2 separate regions of the Homo sapiens genome follow, and region 1 is linked to region 2. The links are chromatin contacts, found by Hi-C or POLR2A ChIA-PET in ENCODE. All regions are on one chromosome and are shown on one strand. The core of a region is the stretch at or near the end of the contact, and the rest is flanking DNA. Distances in the headings are between cores, read along the strand shown. Region 1 overlaps GRIN2B (glutamate ionotropic receptor NMDA type subunit 2B). Region 2 has its middle 37 kb from the start of LINC01559.

Region 1 (2,840 bases), core at 1-2,500, 230 kb before region 2:
CTATTGAATCACATGCACTAGGTATACCATGCTTGGTATCATAAAATGTTAAAGAAGACTTCATTTGCTCTTTATGGATTTCCAAGTTAAATTTGATCGTATCATTTAGACCAGTGTACAACGATTCCTATGCTATTACTTCTATGTATTTTTTTTACAAATTATTTTCTAGTTGCACTAATGTAACCATGAAATAAGAGTGAAATAAATGTAGAAGTAGGAGGGCAGAGTGAAGGATAAGGTATTTGTGCCGTGTATGTAAAGACCTGTTGTCCAAGAGGTGAAAATTATGGTTCTGGTGTCTTATGGACAAGGGAGAAATAAAAGGGGGAAAGTGTAAATGTTTTTAGATAATTAACAGTAAGAATGCGTTGACTGATCTCCAGTGCCAGCTTGTGTTAACATACTCTGTCCTCTAGGGAGTGTTTGTCCATTCATAGGAGTTCATGACCTACACATGTGTTGGCTTGCACAGTCCCAGCCACACTGGTCCCTTTGTTCATTTGGCCTCCACAAGCCACAGCTATGGAAGATAATGGATAACAGAGCATTATAGATGTTGGGATTTGGAGGTCAAGGGGTCTCGTAGCTGATTTTCTTTGTTGTATGATGACTAACAGCACTTGGACCTTGTCTCAATACCCTTGTAGCTCCAGGTCTGGAAAAGGCACCTAGATAAATGGTTACTTAAAATACTGTTAGATTCTATTTTATCACCATAAATACAGTCACAGAAGATTTCAGAAGATGGAATTTGAGCTTGAAGGTAGGGCCACTTTGGGTAGTCTGACCACTGCTACACCCACTGTTCTCATTCATATCAGGGATTTGGTTTTTTGGTGTTCCCCTTTCTATCGGGTACCTAACAAGGTGACTTAACTAATAAAAATGAAGGGAATAATGGTGTTGCTTTTCTTTCTTGCAGACCTCTCTATTGCCTGTAAGGCTATATCTAAATTTCTTCCTCTACCTTTGATATGTTTAAATGTTGGTTTTAAATATTGATTCATGCCTTCCTGCCCCTACGCCTGGTCTTATTCCCTTTTTTATGTATTTCTGCCTTGCAAAGCACAATACATAAAATGAAGTTCTTATATGTTTAGGAACTATATGCTGTAATTTATGTATTTGAGAGATCTGAATTCTTCTGTATTTTGCTTTCTCTTGTAGTTTCACTCATCTGCTCTTACACAAGCCTGTACTGCCACCACCTCAACCCCTCACCTCTATCCTTGTGTTGCACAACAGAATACTGGAACCTTCCTGACCACAAAAATAGCATTGCACATCTATTGAAACACAAACACCTACACTTATCCCCACTCCAGACTGTAATAAACTGAGAAATGAAAAATGTTATATAAATCTAACCCCATGCTATTTGTTGCTCGTTGCAGTGGTTACTTTTCATTATTTCTGTTATTATTTTTATTGATCCCTTTTTACTCCTTCTTCCTTTCAGACACAGTTTATGAGTTGGCTTCAGGCCCAACTTACATTCTCATCATTCCCAGTGGGAAGAAAAGAACTCCTCCTTTCAACCCAAAAGCACATAAAGAACAGCCTGGGATTTAGGCTTTAGATTCTGGCAGAGTTCCAACTTAAACCTTACTTTGAACCAATTCTCCACATAGTTTTCTGGAACCCTACTGCTTCATATTAATGGCCCCACAGGTAGTTTTGTTCTAAAATTCCTCCATTGGATTTGTTTGCTTTTTTCCTGTACAGGAAACTGGATGCCTTCATCTATGATGCAGCAGTGCTGAACTATATGGCAGGCAGAGATGAAGGCTGCAAGCTGGTGACCATTGGCAGTGGGAAGGTCTTTGCTTCCACTGGCTATGGCATTGCCATCCAAAAAGATTCTGGGTGGAAGCGCCAGGTGGACCTTGCTATCCTGCAGCTCTTTGGAGATGGTGAGTTCAAGAAAGGGAAAGTGCCCATTTGTCCTCTACTGATGGCCAGTCCAAAACATCAACCTTTCCTTTTCTTCCATTTCTTTAACCTGTGCATTTCCGGAAAAGCATTTCACAGTATATTGTGTAGTTTTCGGGTATATATTTGTTTCCTATTGCTGCCATAACAAAGTGCCATGCACTGAGTGCCTTAAACAACAGAAATGTCTTGTCTCACATTTCCAGAGACTAGACGTCTGAAATCACAGTGCCAGCAGGGTCAATCTCTTCCGGGGTCTGCAAGGGAGAATCTGTTTCATGCCTCTCCTATAGTATCTGGTGGTTTGCTGATAATTTTGGCATTCCTTATCTTGTAGAAGCATACCCCTGACCTCTGATTCATGTTCACATGGTGTTTTACCAGTGTGCATGTTTTCCCTCTGCACATGTCTGTGTCTGAATTTCCCTTTTTCTTAAGAATGCCAGTCATATTAGATTAGGGGTTCACCATACTCTGGGATGATCTCAGCTTAATTATGTTTGCAATGACTCTATTTCCAAATAAAGTCACATCCCAAGGTATTGGGGGTTAGGACTTCAACATATATATTTTAGGGGGATTCTATAACATCTTTCAACCCATAACAAGCTGAAAGATGGCAGGGAGAGGATTGAAGCAGTTTGTCAAGGAGGTCTTTTTCTGGGTTGCAGGCTATAATCAAACCTTCAGGGATAAAGTAGGAGAACTGATATTAGATGTTTCATCCAGTCATCTCACATGTGGCCAAAATAATAGATGGAACTGTGGAAGGTCTCTGCTCTTTATGTGCCCAGAGGTAGGGCGGAGAAATAAACTTGCGGCCATCTCTTCATTCTTCCTGCTCTCCCATCTTGCTCTTTCAGCTGGAAGAGGCAGAAGGCAGGGTTAGGGTCCTCAGAGGCAGA
Region 2 (2,757 bases), core at 55-2,554:
GCATTTTCTACAAAAGCATTCTGCTACCAGCATGGCCGACAGATTTCAGTTGGGGCAGTGCTGAGACAGAGGAACAAATAGGAGACTATTGTGGGCAGTGTCTGTGGGAATGGCCAGGAAAATATGCATATGGGAGAGACTTAGAAGCTGGAATCAAGGATCTGACAGCCCATTGGTACAATCTAAAGTGGTTATAATAGCACTCAAAAATCTGGCTTGAGTGGGCGGTACTACACAAGTGACTTTTTGGGAAGGAGGACAGTCAGAGTGACAGGAGGAAGCTGTCTTCCTACCAGCATTCTGAATTCTAAAGGGATGAGAGAAGATCAAGCAACCATGCAGTGACCAACAGGCCATGGCTGAAACTACCTATGTGATGCCATCTGCGTTTATTACTGACTGGAGCTAAGTTGTGCTAAGATTGGAAGGAGAAAATGAAGAGCCTGCCTCTGACAGCTTGAGCTGTGTGATGGTGGAAGAGAGAGTGTAGGTTCCTTTAAGGCCCATGTACAGGGTGAATGGGATGACCACTGCCTTTCCAATGACAGCCAGGCCCAGAGGGAGACTTCTGGCTCCAGGAGGGCTGAGATCACGCCAGGCTTGTTCTCCAGGGTATCCCCAGGGAAGGCAGTGTCTGGCACATGTTGGAAATAAATGTTTGTTTAATACATAGAGGGAGATCAAAGTATGATTCAGATGGGGGTGGACATATATGGAGAGAACTTTATTTTCCACTTTTAAGACTCTATTCCTGGTGATGGAGGTGTGGGGAGAGGGTGGGGGAATTTAAATTTATCGACTGACAGTAATTCAGCATCCTTTGGTTTAAAAGTCTCTTTTAGTTAAATTTCATCCCTTTAGGGTAAAGATCATCTGACAGTCAGTATTTCTTCCTCCTTCCCCTTTTCCGTTCCTATTCCCAAGGTGGGTAGGGGGGACCTAAGTTTTCAAATATTTAAAAAAGCACTGTGATGTTAGTCGCCAGAGGGTGAGGCCACACTCCCAGTCCATACCTTGTCCTCTGACTCTGGCTAGAGGCATTGCTAGAGTCCACAGATGATGAACTCCACATTCTCTCCCTGGGAAACTAACACACCCTTCCTTTGAGTTGTCTACCTATCCTATTAGTCATACTCTCTGTCAGGGGTTATGGGAACTATCAAGTCCCGGGCATGTCACACACAAATCATGCCTGCCAAAGAACTACCATACCCAGCTCCCCAATCCCAGTGCTGGCTCCACCCTTTCTCTTGTCATGCATGCCCCTTACTCATTATGGGCTCCTCTGATAGGCTGGCAGCCTCTGTGGGCTGGGGAAGCAGGGCTCCACCCACAAGAGTCCCAGAGGCCTGCACATCTATCTTGGTGTGTTTACCACACACTGAATTCCAAGGTTGACCCTGGTGGTGGCAGGAACATGGGAACATGAAAGTTGTAATTGACCTATTTTCCTAGCTCCTCCTCTCTAAACCAGACACTCATGATTTTTACCTTTGTCTAGAAGGCATCTCAACCTACGAGTCTTGCAATTCACTCTGTTTTAACTCACCTCTTCATGTGGGAAACCCATGTAGAGAATTGAACTGTAATCTCCACAGACTATTGATCTTTTAACTAGGAACCCCTGGATGTGTAAGCCTCAACCTGCAGAAACAAGTATCTCTGGTAGGATTTCATGTTCTTCCTGTTAGACGGAATGAGAAGAACTTTTGAGTTGTCAGCTCCTCTCAAACTCGCTTGACCTATATAAATGTGTTAAGAGCCACAAACTTAACTGCCATGGTCCCACTTAGCTTAACCTTTGGTAAGTGCCATGGTGCTTAGAGAATTTTTTTTTTATTTCGCTGTAAAGCATGGGCCAGCAAACTAAGGCTTATAAGACCAAATCTAGCCCAAGGCCTGTTCTTTTTTTTTTTTTTTTTTGGGACAGAGTCTTGCTCTGTTGCCCAGGCTAGAGTGCAGTGGCACGATCTCGGCTCACTGCAAGCTCCGCCTCCTGGGTTCACGCCATTCTCCTACCTCAGCCACCCGAGTAGCTGGGACTACAGGCACCCGCCACCATGCCCGGGTAATTTTTTGTATTTTTAGTAGAGACGGGTTTTCACTGTGTTCGCCAGGATGGTCTCGATCTCCTGACCTCGTGATCCATCCGTCTCGGCCTCCCAAAGTGCTGGGATTACAGGCGTGAGCCACCGCGCCAGGCCCCAAGGCCTGTTCTGGATGATCCTTGAGCTAAGAATGGTTTTCACATTTTCAATAGATCAGAAGAAGATAAGGTGCTAGAGAAGGAAATAAGAGGAAGAGAAGGAGAAAGAAGAAGAAAAGAAGGAGGAGGAATGCACACGGAGGCCGTATGTGGTTGACAAAGCCTAAAAAATTTACTATCTTACTCTTTTCAGAAAAAGTAAAGAAGGAGCTATTGTATCAAATTCATAAATTAGTTTGGGATGAGAGTCTCTATTATCCCCAAGGGCTCATTCAAAGCAAATCAATTTAACAAAATTATCCTTCTTCAGAAGAAATTGAAACCCTCATTTTCTTCTAAGATCCTGAGAGCTCATCAAGTTAGGAAGTTAACATTGCTTTTGTTGCAACAGGTAGGATTTTGTAGGTGACCCCTCAGTCACAGGTTGCTGTTCTCCAATGATCTAATGTCCATTTAGTATCTTTACTCTCTGACCATAAGGAATACGAAAAGGAAGCCACTCAGGAGTTAGCCCAAGCAGCCCGGCCAAGCCTGTTGGATGAAAGATGGGG

Evidence for each region. A loop is a pair of places that touch in the nucleus more often than their neighbours do. ChIA-PET counts read pairs that join two places held with the same protein, here RNA polymerase II (POLR2A).
Region 1: a map of breast epithelium shows a loop between it and region 2 (10-fold over the local background). The contact joins two enhancer-like sites. A Hi-C loop is called at or near these places in 1 of 168 maps with a recorded cell type or tissue (breast epithelium). POLR2A ChIA-PET finds 5 or more read pairs at or near these places in 1 of 52 experiments (HEK293).

What each region holds. Positions count from the first base shown.
Region 1 is chr12:13,568,906-13,571,745 of GRCh38, reverse strand. It overlaps GRIN2B (glutamate ionotropic receptor NMDA type subunit 2B), which reads left to right. Exons shown (of 14, transcript NM_000834.5): 12 at 1,729-1,916. Among named protein-coding and RNA genes, the nearest start is that of LINC01559, 190 kb to the right of the region's middle. Within about 2 kb of position 1,250, at least 3 of the 41 ENCODE cell types and tissues checked have a DNase peak (open chromatin) inside an H3K27ac peak, as active enhancers do.
Region 2 is chr12:13,338,183-13,340,939 of GRCh38, reverse strand. No RefSeq gene overlaps it. Among named protein-coding and RNA genes, the nearest start is that of LINC01559, 37 kb to the left of the region's middle. RefSeq lists an enhancer at 452-1,651. Within about 2 kb of position 1,304, at least 3 of the 41 ENCODE cell types and tissues checked have a DNase peak (open chromatin) inside an H3K27ac peak, as active enhancers do.